Regions from separate parts of the Mus musculus genome. Here regions 2 and 3 are each linked to region 1. The links are chromatin loops, found by intact Hi-C in ENCODE. Cell type or tissue: left cerebral cortex. All regions are shown on one strand.

Region 1 (8,000 bases):
TGAACCATCTCACTGGGCCCTGTGCCTAAGGAAATTCTATTTTTAGGAATTCTATTTGATTTTTTGTTTGTTTGTTTGTTTTTGTTTTTTTCGAGACAGGGTTTCTCTGTGTAGCCCTGGCTGTCCTGGAACTCACTTTATAGACCAGGCTGGCCTCGAACTCAGAAATCCGCCTGCCTCTGCCTCCCAAAAGCTGGGATTAAAGGCATGCGCCACTACACCCGGTTTCCATTTGGTTTTTAAAAAACAATTTCCATGTCCCCTACCATTCTCCACTTTGTCTCATAGCATATCAATCCCAGGTGATTCTTTGTTTTGTTTGTTTGTTTCTTGAGACAGGATCTCACTGTATTGCTTAGATAGACCTGGAATTCTTATCTAGCTAACTTAGGCTGGCCTTGAATTCATAACAGGCAACCCATGTGCCTTGGCCTCCCCAAAGCTTGGGTTACAGGCATGCATCACTAGACGGTCTAGCCTGAATCATTCTGGTTTTAAAGATTTCTTTATTGTGTTATATATACAGTGTTCTGTAATTCATGTGTGCTTGCATGCCAGAAGAGGGCGTCGGATCCCATCACAGATGGCTGTGAGCCACCATGTGGTTGCTGGGAACTGAACTCAGGACCTCTGGAAGAGCAGGCAGTGCTCTTAACCACTGAGCCATCTCTCTAACCTCCCCCTCCCCCACTGATTCTTTTAAAACATTCTTTTAGGGAGCTGAAGAAATGGCTCAGTGGTTAAGTGCATAACTGCTCCCTCTGAGGACTTGAGTTCAGTTTCCAGTACCCATTTTAGATGGCTCACAGCCACCTGCAACCCCAGCTCTGGGGCCTCTATTGGAGTCTACACTCATGTGCTCATAGTCTTTAAAAAACAGCTTTTTAATCTTTAGGAAATGTTTAGGTTTTTTTATTTTATTTACTGTTATTGTGTATTTAGTGATGGGAGCATGTGTGAAAGACAGGGCACAGTTCAGCTCTCTCCTCCCACTGTGGGTTCCGGGACCCACTTGGCCAGGTTTGCTGAACCATCTCATGGTCCAGAATATCTGTCATAGATATTTTATTAATTTTTTACAGCTTCTTTTTATGCATATGAGTGTTTTGCCTGCATGTATGTCTGTGCACCACATGCAAGCCTGCTTGCTGCCTGCAGAGGTCGGAAGAGGGTGTCAGATTCCCTGAAACTGGAGTTACAGATGGTTGTGGTCTTCCATGTGGGTGCTGAGAATTGAACTTGGGTTCCCTGTGGGAGCATCCAGTGCTCTTAAGCACTGAGCCATCTCTCCAGCCCCGACATGGATGTTTAAATTCCTTGTCTCCTACTTACAACACCACGTTAGCTATGAGCGTTTCTGTTGACTGATCTTTCTCTTACGTGCTCATCTTGTATCTTGTTTTCTTCATACAGCTTTTTCTGAAATGCTTTATTGGATGGGAGGGGTGCAGTCTGAAGAGCTCCATTCTGTTATTTTCTTGAGGAGTGCTGAGGGCCCCAAGACAGCTACATTACAGATGGGTCACCCCATTCTTTCGGAAATTTACCTTTATTACAGAAAGTCCATTTTGGTTTTGTTCTTGGACCTAGGAAAACTCCATAACCCTGGCCTGTGTTCTTTCTGTTAAGGCCTGGCTTTCTGCAATTTCACGAGAAAGCACTGGGTATTTCCAAGCTCTCTGTGCTATGTGATAAGAAGTTCTTGAAATCTGTGCTCAGTCCTACCAACTGTTGTCCTGGGTTCCTTGTTGCTCTGCCCTCCCTCACGGACTGAACCCAGTGTTCAAGACAATTGCTCTACACCCAGGTTTCTGTTAGTCTTTCTCCCTAATACTGGCCCCCTCCTCTACCTCCTGCTCTCTGCCCTGCCCCTTCCCTTCCCTTCCCTTCCCTTCCCTTCCCTTCCCTTCCCTTCCCTTCCCTTCCCTTCCCTTCCCTTCCCTCCCCTCCCCTCCCCTCCCCTTCCCTTCCCTTCCTTACTTCTGTCTCTGACTTCTTTCAGGGAGAACCTGGCCCCAAAGGAGACCCTGGTGAGAAGAGCCACTGGGTAAGCTGCAGCCCTGCACCTGCCTCCCCCTGCATCCTCCTGCCCTCCCCTGCCTCCCCTGCCCTCCTCTGCCCTGGGTTCTCTGTAAAGAATTCTTTGACCAGTAGACCCTGGGATCAAGGGTGTCCTACTCACGTACTTATAAAAGCCCTGCTCCCACACCCTCCCAACACTCCCCTCCAGCAGACCCCACCCATGCTCTCCCTGTCTCTGTCTCTGCCTCTGTCTTCACCCACTTACCCTCTGTAGCCTCACCAGGCTGTTGGGTAGTTTAGGTGACCCAGCCAGACTGCTTCTCCACTTCCACGGTCCCTCCTGTCAAAGGTTTTGGCTTTGTCCTATTGACCACAGAAGGAAGGGAAATGTGAAGAAAGCATCTACCTAAAACAGAAAGGGACCTTAGGCAAGTCATGGGACAAAAAGGGGATGCACAAGGGATCCATGGGACAAAGGACTGGGGACCTAGAGATCAACAGACACACCGAGAATCCAGGAAGCTTGGGAAGGGAAACCTTGAAACCATCGTGTGTATGTTTGACATGGTTAATGAGGCCAAGAGACCTCACTCTGCTCTACCCAAAAGATCTATAATAGGTACCACCACATACTTCAAGGGTCCACTAGGGAAGCCTAGAAACTGTCATATGCAAAGAGAACCGAGAAACCGAGATAAAGTGATCTAGACACTGCCATACAAAGGAAGCAGTATGAATGTACAGTGGAAAGGGAGGCTTAGAAACTGTCACATGCAGAGCAGACACTGAGTAAATGGAAGGGGGACCTAGAAACCACATACTCAGAAATCTCAAGGTTTCAAGGACCTCACTGGGAACCTTCAAGATCAATAGAAGTAACTAACAAATGGAGTTGGGGCCTAGGAATCTACCCTACCTAAAGACAGAGAAGGAAGCCTAGAACATACCATGCCCTGAAGTCTCAGGTGCCCGCTCTTGGAAACCATTGTAACATGGAAAGCATTTGGCAGGCGGGCAGGTGGGTGTAAGCATCCTTCTAAGACAGCCAGCCTGGGTTCTCTTTAAAAGCTGGCATCATGGCTTCCCTCCTCCCTTCCTGAGCACCACTGGTGAGGGTGTGGCCAGCATTAGCTTCCAACCTTGTCTTGCCTGTTTGTGGTCCTGGAGTCAGTGATGGATACAGCCGTGGTCGTCCTCACCCTGCACGAGTCCACCTCTGTGTACCCCTTGACTTCTTGGGGCCCTGCTACCTCTCCCAGATGCTTGCTTCCCGACCCTCCATCCTCACCTGCCCACTCCCTGTGGTCCCTGGCCTCTGACAGTGTCAGTGTGGCCTCGGCTATGATCGACACTCTTGTGAGCAGCTCTCTGCCTCCTCTAGGCCCCTCACTCTCCCAGAGACCCGCGATGAGAAAACAGGTTGTTCACCCATCCCAGAAGGTATGGGGAAACCCAGGTCACTACAGAGCCAGGCTACACAGCTCCTATCCCTGCATGGGGAGCCTTGGCCTGCCCCAGGTCAGACCTTGAACCCAGGACTAGCTATGGGAGGGACCCCCAAGAGGTAGCAGGACCCCTACCTGTCCACCTTCTTCCTTTCATCACCTGCACTTCTACCCCTGCTTGCTGCCTGGGAGAAGGTTTGCTGGGCAGCAGATGCATGCGGCTTCCGGGCTGAGGGACCAGCTTTGTGAGAGGTAGGTAGGGATCCTGTTACGGTGGGAACATCCTGCTGAGACACGTCACCTACCAGCGCCCCCTAGAGGTAGCGCAGCTTTCAGAGCCGCTTGCCAAGTTTAGCTGTAGCCCAGCAGTGTCACCAGGTGGTCATAGTCGTGTACTGCAGGAGCTGAGTGACTGGCCTGAGTTACTCTACCTAGTTAGGAGGGAAGCAAGCCTTCATTCCTTATTTAGACAGGGAACACGAGGACCAGCTCTGAGGAGCAAACTGGTGGCACCAAAAATGAGACCCAAAGTGAAACATACTAAGACATCTAAATTCCCAGAGGAGCTAGAGAATCCATTACCGTTCCCTAAGCATCGCTCTGTATGCCAGGCTCAGGGCTTGGCAGTGCAGAGAGGCACTCTGCAGACACAGGCCCCAGGAGGAGTCACCATCGGGTAAAACACCATGGTCAGCAGCCACAGGACAAAAGGAACTTAGGTGTGGTCGGGGTGTCTGTGCCAATAGTGTGTTGCTGATGAAAGGGACCTAACCAGTCATGGGGTATTCAGACAGAAGTGAGGGTAGCAGGGGCCTGGGACATGTTCGGAGTAGCAAGTGCTTGGAGTGGCCGCTTGGCAGGCAAGAAGTGAGAGAGGATAGAGGCTCTCAGAATCTAGGGGTCCTCATTAAGGAATTCTAATATTGGTGGACCTGAAGTATCATTTAAGTACTGCTAAACTGGGAAACAGGAATGGTGGCTTAGACCCGGAATGCCAGCATTCAGATGCCTGAGGCGGAAGGATTGCTCCAAGTTCAAAGCAAACCTGGGCTTCATAGTGAGATACTGAAAGATCTCAAAAAAATTAAGAATTATTTTTTAAAAATTAAAGAATGTGAGGAATGGTATGGTCAGGGTTTTGTTCGCAAAGTATGTTTCTGAACACCAATTTGGAGAGTGAATTGGAGACAGAAAAGGACTCTGGAAGGCTGTGGGCATCCTGATCAAAGGCCAGGAGCCTTTAAGTGTGAGCACGGACCGGCAGCAAGGCTGACAGTGGTCAGTGGAGTCAGGGAACCTTGGGTACTGCCTTGGCTATGAAGGGAAGTAAAGAGGCAGACCCAGGGCTGTTGTGTAAACCTGTATCCCCAGCTGCTCAGGAGGCTGAGACAGAAAGATTACAGGTTCAAGGTCAGCCTGGACAAGTTAGTGAGATCTCATCAGAGAATATACTGGGAATGTATAATATTCTCACATTAAAAGTGAGGAGCTAGAGATAAACCTCAGAGGCTGAGACGCTGCTGGCCTGTGGGAGGCTCTAGCTCTACCACGATACCCAGGAGACACAATCAAAGAGACAGCGCAGCGGTTAGGATGCTCGCTGAGAGCCTGAACTTGGTTCCTATTAGTCACGTGGCAGCCAGCCCACAGTGATCTGTAAGTCTAGTCCCAAGAGCACTTCTGGCCTCAGTGGGCATTGCTCACACATGGTGCACAAATATACATGCAAGCACAGGTGCAATATTTATACACATAAGAATAAACAAAAATCTTAGCCAAGATCTGAGCAAGGGTCCTACATTGCAGTGTGTCGCACATCTGGTGTCTTAGCCTAGAGTGTTCTTCCTGCCCCCTCACTGGTGGTTTGTGAATGTCCTAGATCTGTCCCCCCTGCTTCTTCCCAAGGAGAGCATGCTAAACACTCTGAGCAGCACTTGCTGGGACCAGATGCCCTTTGATTGCCCTCGCTGGTCCATCATCCATGCTGGAAATGGCTTCCCAGTGGTTTTAAAGACTGACCTTTTAAAGTGTTTTAAGATTTATTTTTATTTGCGTGCATGTGTGTAAAAGTGTCTATCACATGTGTGTTGGTACCTAAAGAGACCAGGAGTTACAGGTGGCTGTGAGCTGTCCAAAGTGGGTACTGGGACCCTAACTTGGGCCCTTTGGAAGTGCAGCAAATGCTTTCAGCCATTTCTCCAGTCCGTAAACTATCTCTCCCCTCCCCTCCCCTCCCCTCCCCTCCCCTCCCCTCCCCTCCCCTCCTCTCCCCTCCCCTCCCTCCCCTTCTCTCTGTTATGCCTGTGTGTATACATGTGTGTGGTTGTGTGTGTGCATGTGTAGCATTCTCTACCCTATTCCCTTGTGATTGAATCTGAGAGTTCACACTTTCCAGCTAGGCTAGCAGCTAGCAAACCGCCTTTCTCTATGCCTGCCCAGTGCTGGGGTTACTGGCATCAGGTAGTTTTTGATTGTTTGTGTGTGTGTGTGTGTGTGTGTGTGTGTGTGTGTGTTTGTTTTTCAAGAGTGTCTCTATGTAGCCCTGAGTGTCTGAAAACTCTCTCTGTAGACCAGGCTGGCCTCAAAACCATAATCTGCCTGCCTCTGCCTCCCAAGTGCTGGGATTAAAGGTGTGCGCCACCAATGAGCTTGGGTGGCTTTTACATGAATTCTGAAGCTCCGAATTCAGGCTCCCCGTTTTCACTGACCAGGTGCTCTTCCCACTGAGCCACATTTCCAGTCCTGGGATCATCCATTTTCACAACCTGCTCCTATGACACCTGAAGAGGGATTACTTTAGCATGTGACCTCTAGTGAACCCCGTACCCCAGGCTGAAATGGCAGTTCAGTGGACCAAGAATAGCTCCATCTTTACTTATGATATTAATAGAACAGCTGAAGCACAAGGAATGGCCCCGGGAGATGAACACACTCACAGTGGATACGTTGGGAGGCCTCTCGGTTGCTTAGATGTTCTTGTGGAGAGCCACTGCTTCAGATGTTGGACGGTGAGCCAAGGGTCTCAATTCCAGCACATGGGAGTCTGAGGCAGCACTGTCGTGAGGTTGGGGCTAAAAAAAGGGGGAGGAGATGGAGAGATAGCAGAAGTGAGGGGCAGAGTTCAGATTCCAAGAGCCACATAAATGCTGGGTGGGCAGAAACAGAACTACCAGAACAAACTCTGGATTCAATTGAGGGACTGTGCCTCGATAAATAAGGTGGAGAAAAGCATCATCTGTCAACTTCTAGCCTCCAGGTCCATGTGTGCACAAATCCATACACACAAACACACACACACAAACACACACACACACACACACACACACACACACGGAGGTGGGGGAGATGGCACAGTGGGAAAGAGCACTCCCTGTACAAACAAGAGGCCCTGAGGTCTGAGCCCTAGCACCTACACAGAAGTCAGGCATGGCACATATGCCTGCAACCCTAGCATGGAGGACTAGAGACAGGTGAAGCTCGGTAGGCAGCCAGGCTAGCTGGAACTGTACATGTTGGGTGCACCTTAAGACCTTGTCTTAAAAAGTAAGATAGAAAGCAAAATAGAGTGGAGAGGCATGTGCATACACACACACACACACACACACACACACACACACAGATGTGTGTATGCATCCCTTCACTCGCCCTACACTAAAAGCCAACAGACTTCTAGATGCTGTCAGGTGTGGGATAGTTGTTGCAAACACCCTGGTGTCTGTTGGAAAGTATACCCACATTCTGGAAGTTGTTTAGGGAGGGGACATGTGTTGGGCAACACCATGGACCTTGTGTTGGGGAAGGAAAGGACAAACTGGGAGGAGGTCCAAGAGAGGTCTCTAAATGAACCTCTGTTTGGGGACAGTGGAGAGCCCTAGGCCTGGGAGGCCTTAAAGAAGGAGCTTGGTGAACCCACCACCACAACCCTGGGAATCCACTAGTGCCTTCAGCTGCTGCTGAGAGGGGCGGGGCTGAGGGTGCTCTCCATGGTGGGTCAGAGTGTGGAACTGCCGTGGTCTTGGCACAGAGGTGAATGGTTTCTTGAAGGAGGGTGCTGGGCTCCAGCCTTAGATCTGCCTTATTTTAAGCAATAGTGCCATTGAAACATTTTGCTTTTCATTTAATACTCATTTTAGCATGAACAGAATCACCAACAACTAGCTTAGTTTCACTGATAGAGTTAGGGTGAGGCTGATAGGATTGATTATAACAGAAAGTCAACTTGAAGAATATGGATCAAGAGATAGAGAAAGATGTAAAGAATTTAAAATGCAGAGATGGGGGGGGCGGTGCACCTAGAGCACAGACAACCCAGGGATGTCACAGGCACTGTGCAAAGAGATCCTTACACTGTGTAAGGATGGGCTGAGAGGTTGAGCTGATGCCATGGGGCCTTGAAAACAATATGGCTTCTTTGGAGAAAGCAGAGGGGTGACTGGCAGAGTGGCACAATTTGCATACAGCTGGGTGTAAATGGCACTTTCTGAAATGGTGTCCAGGGGTTGCTTCCTCCTGCCTTGTCCCCATCCTGTCCCC
Region 2 (8,000 bases), 67 kb before region 1:
CAGGAGGCAGGGATATACACAGCTGAACAGGAGGTGAGGTTATTATATACAGCTGATCAAGAAGTGGAATTATTACACAGAACTAAATAAGGAGGCAGGGTTTATGATGTACAACTGAATGAGGAGGCAGATTTAGTTCATCTCTGTAGGAGCAGGCTCTGTAGGGGAGCTGGCTGCAGGCTGTAAGCAGCCGGGCAGAGAATGCTACGTAGACATTTTCTGTGCATATTGTCAACATTCACCCTTGACCTGAGGAAGGCTTTGGGTCCCTGTGAGCCTTCTTGCCGCAGAAGGCCTTCTACTCCATGGAGCTAAGGCACTGGGGTCCTTGGCATGGCCACGTGGATGTCAGCAACACCTAGTCACGCAGAATGTCGCTCACTTTCTGCACTCACCTACTGAGCCCACCCGGTGGCCGGTGTTCAGGAGTGTGCTTGTTTGGGGAGACAGGGTTTCTCTGTGTAGCCCTGGCTGTCCTCGAACTCACTCTGTAGACAAGGCTGGCCTCGAACTCACAGGCATCGGCCTGCCTCTGCCTCCTGGATGTTGTAATGAAAGACAAGCACCTCAGCGAGTAAAAGCGCTTGTCCCACACCTGACAGTCCTGGGAGCCACATGGGAAAAAGGGAGCAGCAGTCCCCACAGGCTGTCCTCTACCCACACAGACATAAGTTCCATGGTGTGCCCGTGCACCCCGCCCCCGTAAGTGTAATAACATTTTAAATGTAATAATAAGATGGCCACCAAAATTTCCACCAGCAAGATGACAAGCGGGTAAAAGTGCTTGCCACGCAAGCCTGGCACCTAATGTCAATATGCAGAACCCATGAACTCCCAAAACTTGTCCTCTGGCCTCCACATGCATGTGCATACGAGTGTGTGCGCGCTCGCGCGCGTGTGTGTGTGTGTGTGTGTGTGTGTGTATGTGTGTGTGTGTGTGTGTGCGTGTGTGCGCACGCGTGCGCACAGAACATTTTCAAAAAGAAACTTCAATTTTCCAAAACTTAGATGATATCATAAGCTACTGTGTTGACTTTTGCCCCCCAATAGTGAAGCACATGTGAGAGTCCTCCACCCAGGAGCCATGCAATAGCAGGCGCCTGCCCACACCCACAGGCCTTTGCTTGCTCGCAACCCTGCTGTTCACTACTTAATCCCTGCGGCAACTGCACGGATTAGGTCTTGTTTCTGTCCCCACTCAGATGGGAGAAACATGGCTCTGAGAGTTTAAATATCTCATCCATGAAGCACTAGAATCAGGCCTGACCCATCCTCCAGCCTGCTTGGTTTCCTGAGAGACAGCATGGCTGAGTCTGGGTTGTGGGAAATGGGAAGGAGCAATAGAGCGGGGAGCTGAGGGGACCCCCCCACCCCCAACACACACACACACACACACACACACACGCGCACACACACACACACACACACACACACACACACACACGCGCGCGCACACACACACACACACACGCACGCACGCACGCACACACACACACACACACACGCACGCACACACGCACTCGTGCCTTCCTGTGCATCCTGGCCCGAGAGAGCCCTAAGGAGAGAGGCTCTCCTCCCACAGTCTGCTCTGCCTCGGTCTCTCCTCAGGGGTCTGCCCAGCAGCTAGGGCAGCTGGCTCTTGGGGTTGTCTGTTCCCGCCCCACCCCCAGCTCCAAGCAGGAACCCAGACCCAGGACAGCTGGCCGCCCCACACTGTTTTCCAGAACCCAGGTTCTTTTAATTATAACCAGTTTGCCATCCTCAGCAATTCTTTGTTTCCCTCTTCTAATACCCGTGAGTTGGACTCCGCCCCCAGAGCCTCCCAGCCAAGCCCTGGGTTAAAATCATTTCCTTCCCACGCAGAGACCCCTCCAGTCTGTTAGTCTGTTAGTGGGTGAGGCACGGCGGGATTAACCACAGGGCCCTCTCCATTTTTGGTTATTTGCTAAGGCTGGGACTCTCCCTCCCAGAAACTCTCCTAGTCTGAGTCTATGACTGGGGACAAAGCAGAGCTGAAGAGTGCAGGACATGGGCTTGATGTCACACCTTGTGCGTGTAACATTAGCCAAATCACCTTCTTCTGCCAGGGAAACCAGGGATTTCCTACCAGAGACACATGACTGCGGACCTAGACTCGAGGGTCTGCTGCTACCGCTGGTTCCCAGACTCCAGTCAAGTGACCTTCTCTTCCAGCCCCTGAGCGCCTCCCACCCCCACGCCACTGCCCATGTGGTAAATTGGTTGAGCACAGCCTCATGTGGTGCACCAGAAATCCCTACATTTGGGAGGCTGAGAAAAGACGTGAGTTCAATCCCAGATTACGCCCTGTTAGTCAATGGAATACCTCATATTTAACTTGGCCGCTGCAGGCAATACCTGTGCTTTTTCTTTTTCTGATTTTGTTTGTTTGTTTGTTTGTTTGTTTGTTTGTTTGAGACAGGGTTTCTCTGTGTGGTCTGGTTGTCCTGGAACTCACTCTCTAGACCAGGCTGGCCTTGAACTCAAAGATTTGCCTGTTTCTGTCTCCCTCCTAAGTGCTGGGATCAAAGGTGTGCACCAACACACCCAGTCTTTTAAAAGTTTCATGTGCACTGGTGTCTTGCCTGCGTGCATGTCTGTGTGAAGAACTGGAATTTTATAGACAGTTCATGTAATGTACTGGTTTCCCCTCCGGGTGCTGGGAATTGAACCTGGGTCATCTAGGAAGAACAGCCCTTGCTCCTTTCTAACTGCTGAGCCATCTCTCCAGCCCTGGCCTCTGTATTCTTAATACAGATAGATTTTAGCAGTAACTAAGGATCGAAGACAGGAGGGGACCTGTTGTCGTAATGGATACATGGCCCATAGTCCCTATTCTTGTGGTTTGATTGATTTTTTTATTTTTTTAAAAAAGGGATCTCATCCAGATGAGACTGGCTTTGAACTTGCGATGTAGTCGAGGTTGGCCTTGAACCTGATTCTCTCCTATTTCCATCTCCTGAGTTCTGGGATTACAGATTTGTGCCTCCATGCCCAGCCATCAGTCCCTATTCTGCAAATAAGAGCTGAGTCACAAACCAGACTTCATGGGACTTTAGGTGATCTTGTTCTGGGGCAGGGGAAGGGAGGGGGCTGGCCTTGTATCGGATGACAAGATGACAAGCCAACAACACGTCCATAAGGGCAGTGTGCTTCTGAGAAAAGAACTGACCTGGTTCCTGTCAGTGACTGCTTTCCCCTCAGTGCATTCAATACATGCTGTGTGTGTGTGTGTGTGTGTGTGTGTGTGTTGGGCAGGAATGCCATGCTGTGTGTGTGTGTGTGTGTGTGTGTGTGTGTGTTGGGCAGGAATGCCATGCTGTGTGTGTGTGTGTGTGTGTGTGTGTGTGTGTGTGTGAGAGACAATCAGAGGACAACTTGCATGTGTTGGTTTTCTATTTCACAAGGTGGTTCCTAGAGTTAGAATTCAAGTTGTCCGATTGGCAGCAATCTCCTTTACCTGCTGAGCCATCTCGGTGGCCCTCTCCACTGCACCCGGGGCTGGCCAGCAAGCCAGGCCTTCCTGCCTCTGCCTCCTCAGGCCTGGGCTGCTGGTGTGAGCAGGTGTCTGGCTTTCTTACATGGGTGTGGATCTGGAACTCGGGTCTTTATGCTTGCTCAACAAGCACTTTCCCAGTTGAGCCAAACCCTCAGGCCCACAGCCCCACGGAGTGTCTCCTGCCTGCCATCTCAGGGCTTAATCTACCTTGCTGCTCCTGTTCCTTCAGAGAATTGCATTATCATTTGCTTCAGTTAAGGCAGTGGTTCCCAACCTTCCCAGTGCTGCGACCCTTTAATACAGTTTCCCATGTTGTGGTGACTCCCCAACCGTAAAATTGTTTTCATTACTACTTCATAGCTGCTGTTACTGTGATGAATCTTAGTGTAAATATTTTTGGAGCTGGACGGTTTGCCAAAGGGGTCTCGACCCACAGGTTGAGAACCACTTAATTAAGGGCCCAACCACAGAAAAACTTGAATGACCTTCATCTCCTTCAAGGCCCCAGGTGGGCAAACAGACGGGGTGAAGCACCTGGCCCAGCTGGCAGCCATGCTCAAGACCTGCAAGGCGCTGGCAGCCTCCACCCTGCAGAAGCCCTCGCCTCTGCAGCCTTGCTCACCAGCGCCTCCCTGTGGTGAGATCTGAGATTGTGCGGAAATGAAAGCTCGACTCGAGCTTCCAGGTAACCTGCATCCTCCGTTGAAGTCTTGGCCTCCAGGTCCTAAGCCTGGACATTGACTTTGCCCTTCTCCTTCTCAGGATGACAGAACCTCTCACACTTGGAGGTCATTTTCCGTTGCTCTGACCTTATTGTTGTGGTGTATTCGCCCGAGAAGACTGCTCTGGTCTCTAAGTCAAAAGAAAGCCAGCCTGCGACTACACTGGGTGTTTGGGATCCCAGTGTAATCTGGAGCTTTTCTCAGCTGAGCTTTTATGCACAAAAACAAACAAACAAGCAAACAACCATGACCTGGGTTGACATACTTCAGTTAACAAGAACAGTTAGCCATACGTGGAACTTCAGAAGCCATAAAATAAGGTTAGTACTGTTAGAGACCTTCCCAGAACTAAGGGCTTTGATGGATTTGATCTTTGTTTATGTTTGGGTTTTGTTTGTTTGTTTGTTTGTTTGTTTCTTGAGAAAGCGTCTCTCTGTATATAGCCCTGGCTGTCCTGGAACTCACTCTGTAGACCAGGCTGGCTTTGAACTCACACACTCACAGAGCTCAGCCTGACTCTGCCTCCTGAGTGCTGAGAGTAAAGCATGCGCCATCACTGCCCAGCTGGATCAGGTCTTTGTTTTGGTGTTGGCAGGTGGTGCTGTCTGCATGCTGAGTCTTCCAGCCAGAATGGCACTTCCATCATGGAGTCAGCTGTGTTACAGTCTGGGACCTGTTACACTATAAGACTTATCACCGTCCCCTCACACTGCCCACGGGTTTATCAGTTCGTGTCTCTGTAACAAATAGCCAACAGAAACAAGGGGGGAAGAGTCTTTCCTTCATGGTTTCTGAAGTCCAGTTCCTTACACTGAAGAAGGCACAGTGGGGAGTTGTGGTTACAGAGGCGAGGACAGGAAAGGGTTCATTTAGAATGAGGCTTGGAGCCAGAGCAGGTTTTGAAGAGCACTCTTGCTGCCCATCAGAGAGCTCAGCCCATCAGCAAGAGCATGATCGTCCATGCCTCATCTGTGTTGCTGACACAGGTATCAGGACCTCTACAGGAAGAAATCACATTACATAACAGTCTTATGTCTTCCATATTTCTTCAGTTTTGTCTCTTAAAAACATTTATATTTGTGTGTGTGTGAGAGAGAGAGACTTTGTGCGTTTTTGTACACTGAATGCATGCACACAGCCAGAAGAGGGTGTCAGGTCCCTGGAAACTGGTGGTACAGGTGGTTGTGAGCCACCATGCGGGTACTAGGACCTGAATCCTCTATGAGTGCAGCCAGTGCTCTCTCAACTGATTCGTCATCTCTCCAGCACCATTGTCTTATTTATTATTGTGTGTGTGTGTGTGTGTGTGTGTGTGTGTGTGTGTGGTGGGGTGCTGGGGTGGCAGGTATGTGCATGTAAGTGTATGTATCTTCTGGAGGTGGACTTAGAGGTGGTTGTAAGCCATCCAATATGGGAGGGTGCTCAGCAAGTGCAGTTACTCCTACCTGCTGAGCCTCCCTCAGCCCCTTTAAAGAAGGCCTTGTTAGGCTGCCCAAGTTAAAGAGTGCACACGTGCATGACTGTGTGTGTATAGGCACTAAAGCCCCAGCTAGGCTGTCAGTGAGCACCTCTGGAGGGGCATGAGGAGGAAGGGGATTGGGGAGCACCAATGGAGGGGCAGGAGGAGCACGGGAGCATTCCCACTTTATTTGATGTGTTTATATGTGGCTCAAGTAGTTTGCATTTATGAACTACATGTGCCATTTTGAAAATACAATGACATTGATCTTTAAAAAGGATGGGAGGCACAAGAAAGCAAGGGCAATCTAAGTGTCCCCGTCATTCAGAAGAAAGCAGCCATGTGTGTTTCCAGAGCACCAAGGAGAATATGTGCCCTGCTTGGACAAGTCACCTGGAGGTGTTCCAAAGCTACTGGTCTGGACCCATTTTGCGGTCCTGCATTACTTATGCCACTGTCCTGCCTCACCCCAAGTCACCCCCAGAGACACCTGCTGAGACAAACAAAGCTTGTCCCCAAAGCCAGCAGAATGTTCAGTTACTAGACCAAAAGTCCTTTTCTTTGAAAACTACAAAATAAACATCTCCAGCCCCATCCTTCCTCCCCATGTGCTGGCAGTCCAAGTTTATGTCTTTGGAAAGAGAAAGGAGAACAAGAAAAGAGAGGGGGGAAAAAAGAGCTCCAGCAAGCTCCCCTGTCCTCCCAAGCAGATGGCACCAAGTCAGTAATGAACTCTCCACATTTGGGACGTTTGATCTACCAGTGGGTCTGCAGCAAGCGGGAAAGCTGCTGAGGGAGGCTTCAAGGCCACGGGATGCTCTCTGGAAGGATGCTGGCAGCGTCTTTTAAATTGAATCAGGCTCTAGGGACCTATCGCCAGAAAGCTTCCCACACCAACCCTCGAGGCGCAAACACAAGAGTGCAGGGCTGACTTGCAGCCTTGATGGTTTGTTAACACCTGAGGGACTGTTTCTGGCTAAGCAGGACAAGTATACGATTTCATTTAACCCTGAGGGGCAGCAGTCACAGTCAGGCCTTCTCTGGGGTGTAACCAGGGACTGAGAAGGCCAGCTGTCATCAAATGCACCCTGACTATGAAATTCTGTCACCAAAGGCTCAGCCTTCTCTCTCTCTCTCTCTCTCTCTCTCTCTCTCTCTCTACCTGGGACTGAGCCCAGAGAGCGGAATTTGTTCCTAAGCGTCCATGTTTGGCAGTTTTTTGTCTCTGTAACAAATATTTGAGGATAAACATTGAATCAAGGCTTTGTGGGGCTTGGAGATTTGGAAGTTTGGCCTGTGGTCAGTCAGCCCTGCTCTGCTCTGGGCCTGTGCAGTGCATCCCAGTGAGAGCTTGTGTTAAGGAAAAACCTGCTCACCTTTTGGCCAGGCAGCAAGAGAAGAAAAGGGGTCAGGTTTGCAACAAATCCCCTTCAAGGACACACCCCAAATGACATAAAGACCTTCCAAGAGGACCTACCCTTTAAAGGTACCACCACCTCTCAATAGCAACAAACGGGGAAGCCACGCCTTCCACACATGGCTTTGGGAGGCATTGCAGACCTAAACTGTCAGTTTAACTGTGGCTTTGCCTCCATGGTCAGTGTCATCTCCACAGAGGCTGCTAGAAAGAACCAGACTAGAAAGATGGGGGTGAGAAAAGGGGTTCCACCTGTGCTATGGGGGAGCCACCATCCATGGTGGGTGAAAACTTTCCAGTCTGCTGCTACAGAGTCACACATACTCCTGTAGGCAAGCCTTCACTCATGCTCTGGTCATGTGTGAGCCTTGATGAAACCAAACTCTAGTTTGATATTGCGTTCTTAGAAGAGGGAGGGAGGGAGGAAAGGAAAGGAGGGAGGGAGGGAGGAAGGGATTTACATCTCCCCAGGGAAGAAATTCTCATTGTTCCAACCACAACACAAAGTAGCAGACAGTGAGTGCCCCAGCAAGGGACAGAGGGATGCTCGCTAACCCTGAGACCAGCCAGGCAGGAACCTAGCTTTACAAGAAAAAAAGGGGACTGGCCGGGGCGTGGTGGCGCACGCCTTTAATCCCAGCACTCGGAGGCAGAGGCAGCCGGATTTCTGAGTTCCAGGACAGCCAGGGCTATACAGAGAAACCCTGTCTAGATAAAAAAGAAAAAAAAAAAAAAAAAGAGGGAACTGGGAAGTGGGGGCAGGGGGGGATGCAAACCTATGGACCGGGAGCTCTTAGGGAGCGAGGACTTGGGGCTGCAGCTCATAGGGCTGGCCGTCCCAGGTATATGGCGTTTGCAGGGTCCTGTGCTCCTGATTTGGCTCTG
Region 3 (8,000 bases), 150 kb before region 1:
CTCAGACTCACAGATATCCACCTGCTTCCTGAGTTCTGGGACTAAAGGTATATGCCACTATGCCCTGCTAGGACCCTGTATTTTCATTTCCTATGCAGTCATACAAACTGAAGAGCTTATTCTGATTGCACTAAGGGTGGAGAGTTTGATGAACAGTAGAGGCTGATACCAGATCTGCAGGGGCAACTTTCTATATAAGGGAGGAGGCACCATCATCTCAAGCTATTATCAGGAAGCCTGGATGCCCTGAGTTGGCCAAAAGAAATTTTTTTTTTTGATCTCCTGTGTGCCCCCTTCCTATTTTCTCCTCTGACACCCAAAGGAGATATAGAAAGAATCTAGTAGCCAGGTGTGGTGGTGTGGTGGTACACACCTTTAATACCAGCACTCAGGACGAAGAGGCAAGCAGATCTTTGGGTTGGAGGCCAGAGCAAGTTCCAGGATCATCAGGGATACACAGAGAAATCCTGTCTTGAAAAACAAAATAAGCCGGGCGTGGTGGTGCACGCCTTTAGTCCCAGCACTCGGGAGGCAGAGGCAGGCGGTTTTCTGAGTTCCAAGACAGCCAGGGCTACCCAGAGAAACCCTGTCTTGAAAAAAAAAAAAAAAAGAAAGAAAGAAAGAAAAAGAAAAGAAAAACAAAACAAAAAGTCTATTAAACTGTAGGTTGGTTAAAGTGCAGGGGATTGGTTTTGCTTCTCTCCAGCGTCCTGACTGATTGTTGCTGTGTTTTGGATGGAACCCAAGGACTCACTTACCCTAGGCAAGTTTCTCTCCCAGGGTTCCACAACAACTCTAGTGCTAGGGTTGGAGGTGGGACTCACTAGAGCGCTGGCCACACAGGCACAGAGAGTACATCTTATTGGTGTCTCTGTAGTATCCTGGGTGTCTGAAATACCCTACACACACACACACACACACACACACACTCACCCACCCACACACACACTCACACACATCTGAGCTGTCCTCAGCACTGCCCATGTTCCTGTCTGTCTTTGTTTTGAGACAGTGCCACAAAATCCATCTAGGCTGGCTTTGCACTTGAGTAGTTGAGGGTGACCTTGAACTCTCTTGATTCTCCTGCCTCTACCTCCCAATCTGGAGATGACAGGCACCCACCTTGTTTCTTTGGTGTCGAGAGCAGGCCTTTGTGCATGCTAAGTAAACACTCTAACTGAGCTATATCCCCATCCATGTCTGACTATTCGTGGAGTGGGGCAAGGCTCACCCTACCTAGTGTCTGCACCAATGTTCGCTGTTGGTTTAAATTGTCTTTGAAGGTAATGCTGCATTTGAGGGGAGAGCCAAGAGTGTAGGGTAGAGGTCACAGGGCTTCCTGGAGGAGCAAACAGGCTGGTGTTGGGTTGCCTTGCCTGAGGAGGTATGAACAAACACCCATTCACCCTAAATTTAGCTCCGACAGCAGACAAGGAAGACTCCTCCCGAACCCAGCTTTGTAACCAACGAATTTATCCAGTCTCACGACAGAAGCTGAGTGACTTAAAAGCAGGCGCATCACCAAAAAGCCCTATGGCCCTTAAAAACAACCTCAGTGAAGCAGCCTTGTGGAGCACTGGCTTCGGTGGTGTCTCCCCATATCACAGGCCCCTGGGGTAGCCCCTTTATTGTTACCACAGACTTAACCATAATCGTATTGCTCTTTCCTTGTTGCAGCTGTGGGCCGAAGCTCTCTGCTCCGTAATGTCCGATGTCCATGGGTCATGTTAGGCCCTCAGTTAAAAAGGAAGAAAAAAGAAAAGAAAAGAAAAAAAAATATATATATATATACACAACAGTCCCACGTGTGGAACCTGGAGGCTGAGTTCTCACTAGTAAGTGAAGGGTGTGTCCACTGGGCGGTGGGGGCGTCCACTCAGAAACACCTAGGGTTCTTGAATTCAGGAACAACAGGGAAAGCAAACGATTGAACAAGATTCTTCTTGCCACAGCTCTGGGTCGTGTGGGTGGAGAGGGACAGAAAGGCAGGCGCCTCGTGGGAGGTATCTACGCCCTTGGGGCCCAGCTCTGGGAGCTGCCTCCTGAGTGTGGGAAGGCTGGGGAGAACACCTGCCCAGTGAGAGGGCGAGGGGCACAGGGCGCAGGGGTGGGTGTACCCCAGGTAGGCCAGGGTATCCCACGGGGCCAGGATCGCCCAGCCCTGCTCCGGGCACAGCGAGTAGGAACAGGAGGGCAGATGTTCCTGCCACCGCCAAGCCTGGTGCAGGCCTGTACTTGCCAGCCCCGGACCAAGGACTTGAAAGCTCTCGGTGCACAGCCCGGACCTGTCCTGCCGGGCGTCGCCGTGGCGTTTTAAGCAAGAGCAATCGGAAAATCCCCGCTGCCTGGGGGTGTGAGGAGGAGTAAGGAGGCTCGAGATCCTGGGGGGTGGGGGGCTGCCTCGCGGAGACCGAGAATTTAAGCCACAGAACCCCAAGTCTCCCCTAATGAAGAGACACAGCGCTTGCCCCATCGAGTTGGGCACTTTTGTTGCTTCCGTATCTTTGGACCTTGAGGTCTTTTATGGTTCCTATTTTGCTGATGGTTGAGCAAAATACATTGGTGAGATATATATATATACACACAGATACATATATATGCAAATATATAGTGTATCACCCATTTTATACTAATTAAAAATAATTTAACTGGGAGTGGGGACACACACCTTTATTCTAGCACTTGGGAGGCGTAGGCAGGAAGACCTCTGTGAGTGCGAGGACAGCCTGATCTACATAGTTCCAAGACTCAAAATAATAATAATAATAATTTAAAACTGGTGTGATGGCTCATCGGTAAAGACAATTGCCACCAAGGTTGAGGACCTGAGTTCCCAGAACCGACAGTGCAAGGAGAACCGACTCCCACAAATGGTCCTCTGGTGTTACACATGCACCCATACACATACAATAAAAAACATATATGTATGTACATATGCATTTATACATACATATATTTTTTTCTTTGTTTCTGTTTTATAGCCCTGGCTGTTCTGGAACTCGCTTTATAGATCAGACTAGTCTCCAACACCAAGACCTATCTGCCTCTGCCTCCCGAGTACTGGGATTAAAGGCGTGCGCCACCACTGCACCGCTGTAAATACATATTTTTAAAAGAATAAGTTGCGCTAGTTGACACGGATATGATAGGATTCTGCACAAGGCTCAGTATGCTGTCCCTTTGGTAGCTGCAGGACTCCACAAGGAGAAAGAACTCCACATTTACTGAGCCCCCACTGTGCGTGCGAGGTTTCCGTGCATTATCTCACTTTGTACAACCGCTTTGTGGAGCAGACGGTATCGACATACCACTGAGCAGAAGGGAGCCCCGTTTTCTTTAAACCTGTATACATTTATACAGATCTTACGAGTAACCAAGTGGGATACGAACCGGGACTGGAGGACTCCAGAACACGCTTTGGCTAGCCGCTACCACGAGCCTAGCAAGAGCAAGAGGTTTGTTCTGGTTACTACCGCAGTGGTGGAACTCGCGCGTGAGTCACGACCTAGGTAAGGGTGAAACAGGGGTCACGGCGCTCGGCCGGTGTCAGCGCCGACAAACCTCAGCGTGGGGACTCAGAGGCAGGACCCGTCCCGCCCTCACCTGTAGACTCCACACCTCGGGTGGCCTCACCGCGCCTGCTGTGGGGGCGGAGCCAGGTGGGGCGGGGGCGGGCTCCCGCGCGTGAGTGGCAGGCCGCGCATGCGCAGGCCGCCCGGCTCGGAATCCTAGCAGGCGTCAGGCAATCCGGGCGGTGCTGAGGAGGACGGGGCGGCGCTGAGGAGGGCGGGCCGGGGCGGACCGGGGCGGGCCGGGGCGGACCGGGGCGGGCCGGGCGGCGAGGGCGGGGCGACGCTGAGCTCCGTCCTGCTCCCATGGCCGCCCCCGGCTCCCGGTGCTGCCCCCTCTGCCCCGGGCCGCGCCCGGGGGTCCCGCACTGACGGCCCATGGCGCCGCCCGCCGCCCGTCTCGCGCTGCTCTCCGCCGCTGCGCTCACTCTGGCGGCCCGGCCCGCGCCCGGTCCCCGCTCCGGCCCCGGTGAGTGAGACCCCGGCCCCCCCCCGAACCCCCTCGCCCTCTCTCGCGCGTGGACCCCGGAGAACCCGATGTTCGGGCTTCTGTCCCAGCACGCGGCGTGGACGCGCCTGTCCCGCGTTACCAGGACTCTGCCCCGAGTGCCGGCTTCTAACTTTGCCGAACTCTGCTTCCGACTTACGGAAGAGAAGGGGGTGCGTGACGGCTAAAGTCGCCCGTACCGAGTGCAGACTACTCTGAGTCCACCGCGGCGTCCGCCCGAGGTGGTGCTCTCGGCCAGGATGGAAGCTGGGATGGCAGCTTAGTTCCCACACGCCCTTCCTTGCCTCGGAATCCTTTCCCAGTGGAAGGACAAGCATGAGGGTGTTGTCTGGCCCAGTTCGGTTTCTTTGCAGGTTGTTGAGAGCTGATGAGCATAGGACATTGGTGAACCTGCCACTGGGGTCTCCACCCTAAGTTGCGGATTGTGATGTTGCGAAGGCAGGGTTTTACTAGTAAAAGAAAACTCAGAGTTGCTTTGTTTTCTTGACAGCTTGGATTTAGGGGAAAGGCTGAGATTTATTTTCTGTGTGATTTTGAGGCAAAGCTGCTTGAACCTCTGTTACTTGATCTGAAAGTGGGGGGGGGTAACTCACTCCCATGAGCAGTGTTGGTGAACATTAAATGATACACTGTAGGCAACTTGCTTAGAGTGTTCCACCATGTGTAGTCATTAAACGATTTAATAATACTTATTATAGTGTTTCCCAGTTCACTAAGGACTAGACACCTGGTTTACCCAGCGAATACTGAATTTCTTTCAGGATGAATCCCGGCAAAAGGCAAAGCTGGGTTTTGGGACGGCAGAATGAGGAGTTCCCAACACACCAAACCTGAGACTCAGTAGAAGTGGTTTCTAGGTGATTGCTGCCTTCTATGGGACTTCTATAATGTGCTCTTTTCTACTGTTTGTAGTATGTGAACAGGGAGGGAGGGAGGGACGTTCCGAGAGCCAGGACGTGTCAACATAACTGTAACCTAGTAACTCCTTCCACTTTGTCATCTTTGTGTTCAGGATTTAATGTCCTCTATGGAGAGAGAGGTACGGGTGGGAGTGGACTGGCGCTCCTTCCTGGAAAGGGCACTGTGAGCCTATTCTGCCCACACTTGCAGGGAGGTAGCATCTGTTAGGCACCGACGCTTTGCTAGGTCAGATGCAACAGCTCTTGGGTAAAGTTGGTATGCTTTTATTTAGGAGTCCTGGGTAAGGACAAATTTATGGCTGTTGTGAAACAGTTTACTAGGTCCCTCAAACTCTCCTCAGCGGGGTTCCTCAGCATTCTGCAACATCAGTGCCTTTGTGATGTTTCCCCTCTGGTTCCAGAAGCAGTTTCAGAAACAAACCACATGGTTTTCAGCATCATATCCTGTCAAGAACCTAGCGACTAGTTTGTTAAATCCTTTCCAATTAAAAAAAAAAAAAAAAAAAGCTGTACACTGAGAATATGCCAAACTTACCATTTCATATTTTGTGATACTGTAATTTTCTCTAAAATTTTGTGGATGGAAAAAATTATTCCAATACTTATATTCTGCACAACTTTGTAATATTTAAATTACTGGTGGTTTGCATTTTTGAATGCTGACTTTATAAAAACAGTTAGCTCATTCCCCTTCAATGTTATTCTAATTATAGTGTGTAGTCAACCCCAAATGATCTCCAGTCTCTCTGCTCTTTTGTCATGCGTTCTCTTCTATCACAACTGATAAGAAAGGCGACAGAGGTTAGTGGTAGCCTTTTCTTGCCTCTCACCATCCTCCTCAACGTCTCATCTGGAATTTGTCCTATTAGTCAGTAATATGTGTTGTTATAAAACCTGAGTTTGGTCACCTGTAAGGCCTGCATACTCTATAGTAATTCTCTTAGCCCCATAGATGGATAATTTAAGTGTTTAAGATGAAGTGAGTCCTCCTTTCCCCCCACCTTTTTTAGACCAGGCTGGCCTCGAACTCACAGAGATCTGCCTGCCTCTGCCTCCTGATCACTGGGACTTTCCCTTTATAAATCTCAAAGCAAAAAAGTATTGCGTTTAGGCTCCGTACTGACCAAATTGGTGTGCTCAATATAGCTGTCAGTACACTTAGAGTTTAGAATAGGTGGACCAAAAGCAAAATGATTAAAACAAAGCTACAGCTTCATCATCTCCATATTGGGAGGTTTTGGTAGTAAGCAGTGTACCAGCTTTAGTTTAGAATCTAAAGTTTTAAAGGATTTATTTATTGGGGAAGTATGGCGATGAGTACTTAATGGGGTGAGTGTGGAGATCAGAGTGTTTTTGGTAATCAATTCTCCCTATCTACCTTGTCAGTCCCTGAGATTAAAAGATCTTCAAGCTTAATACAAACACCTCTAACATCAGAGTCATCTTGATGGCCCCTAGTTTTGAATTTTGGAGCCTGGAACTCTACCTGAGGCTGTAGACCAGCGGTTTTCAACCTTGCTCATGCTCCGACAATTCAATAAAGTTCCTCATGGTGTGGTGACAACCCACCCCCCCATAAAATTATTTCATTGCTCCTTAACAACCGTAATTTTGCTACTGTTATGAATCATAATGTAAACATCTGCATTTTCTGATGGCCGTAAGTAACCCCTGGGAAAGGGTTATTTGACCCCCAAAGGGGTCGGAGACCCACAGATTGAGAAGGCGAACCACTGCTCTAGACCAAGGCAGAACAGTAAATGCTTTAGGCTTTGTGGCCCGTAGACTGCAGCAGGTGCAGGTTCTCGCCTCCGGCTGTGGAGGCGAAAGTAGTCATAGACAAAATGGATAGGCGTTGCTGGTTTTGTTTAACGGTTTAGGTTTTGGGTATTTTTTCCAAGACAGAGTCTCACTGTCTACCACTGTTGTTATTCACTACATAGACCAGGCTGGCCTCAGATTCAAAGAGATCTGCCTGCTTCTGCCTCCCAATGGCTGTTGTATTTTAATACAACTCTTTGGACATTGAAATTTAAAGCTTTCTGTCATTTTTACACGTCACGGTATCTTGTCCTTTTTAATTTTTTATAATTAAGAACCCAGTCTGAACTTGGTTTCTGGGTCGTGATTGGCTCAGCGGCTCACTTATCTAACCTTGCTCTAGGTCATGTGAACCGACTTTTAAGCGGTTACTGATCTGGAAAGCAACACAGCAGGTTGATTTTACTCAATGAACAGACCTTTTACCATTTACTGTGAATTAACCTTTGATACTTGTGAGAGTCAGGCACAGTGATGATACAGTTGTGCTCCAGCTATTTGGAAAGCTGAGATGAGAGAACAGTTTGAGGCCAGCAGCCTGCCTGTGCAGTGGAACCAATAGGTGAGGAGAAAGCATGTAAATATTGTGTTTCACCATGATTTCTTTTTGTTGTTGTTGTTGTTGTTTTTTGTTTGTTTGTTTTGTTTTGTTTTTTCGAGACAGGGTTTCTCTGTGTAGCCCTGGCTGTCCTGGAACTCACTCTGTAGACTAGGCTGGCCTCGAACTCAGAAATCTGCCTGCCTCTGCCTCCCGGGTGCTGGGATTAAAGGCGTGCACCACCACACCTAGCTTCACCATGATTTCTAAAAAGATACAGCTGACCAGGAAAAGCTTGTCTACTTGCATTTGGTTCATTAATAGAGATTCAGCGCGGTTCCGTGCGCTACTTAAGGAAATAGTTCCCACCTTGGAGCTGTCCCACAGCTTGCTCTCTCAGCCTGCAGATGTTACTTGAAACAAACTGTTGAGAGCTCTTCTGTTTTACAGAGGAAAGCCCGGGCAGCAGGTGGCACCAGCCCTGAAAACTGGGAAGACAACCACTGAAGAAAAGAATTTCTGTCACTATTAGTTTTTACTAAGTCATTAGTTTTTACTTCCATGCATAGGCTGTCCTGTTAAATGTCTATAAAACAACAATGTGCTTAGCATGGCGGATTTTTCTTTTCTTTTTTTTAAATTAA

Evidence for each region. Peaks named below come from ENCODE experiments on the same cell type or tissue, not always from the same donor. Only the 100,000 strongest peaks of a DNase experiment are listed, where the experiment ranks them.
Region 2: it touches region 1 in a loop (2.1-fold over the local background); 13 of 42 quality-filtered maps call a loop at or near these places.
Region 3: a loop joins it to region 1, with 2.9 times the contacts of the local background. A loop is called at or near these places in 10 of 42 quality-filtered maps.

Annotation. Positions count from the first base shown.
Region 1 is chr11:5,110,927-5,118,926 of GRCm38, reverse strand. It overlaps Emid1 (EMI domain containing 1), which reads left to right. Exons shown (of 15, transcript NM_080595.3): 13 at 2,003-2,047. Gm46266 (a long non-coding RNA gene) reads right to left here and starts at 3,409. Exons shown (of 2, transcript XR_003949635.1): 1 at 2,288-3,409. In left cerebral cortex, a CTCF peak has its summit at 3,816 (motif pointing left); a DNase peak (open chromatin) is centred at 3,826.
Region 2 is chr11:5,178,183-5,186,182 of GRCm38, reverse strand. No RefSeq gene overlaps it. Among named protein-coding and RNA genes, the nearest start is that of Emid1, 30 kb to the right of the region's middle. In left cerebral cortex, a CTCF peak has its summit at 4,149; a DNase peak (open chromatin) is centred at 4,145.
Region 3 is chr11:5,257,473-5,265,472 of GRCm38, reverse strand. It overlaps Kremen1 (kringle containing transmembrane protein 1), which reads left to right and starts at 3,863. Exons shown (of 9, transcript NM_032396.3): 1 at 3,863-4,038. The coding sequence starts at 3,948. It overlaps Gm46268 (a long non-coding RNA gene), which reads right to left and starts at 4,456. Exons shown (of 4, transcript XR_003949640.1): 1 at 4,257-4,456; 2 at 3,391-3,757; 3 at 1,648-1,734. In left cerebral cortex, a CTCF peak has its summit at 7,829 (motif pointing right); DNase peaks (open chromatin) are centred at 912, 3,689 and 4,275; H3K4me3 peaks cover 2,179 bases; H3K27ac peaks cover 1,030 bases.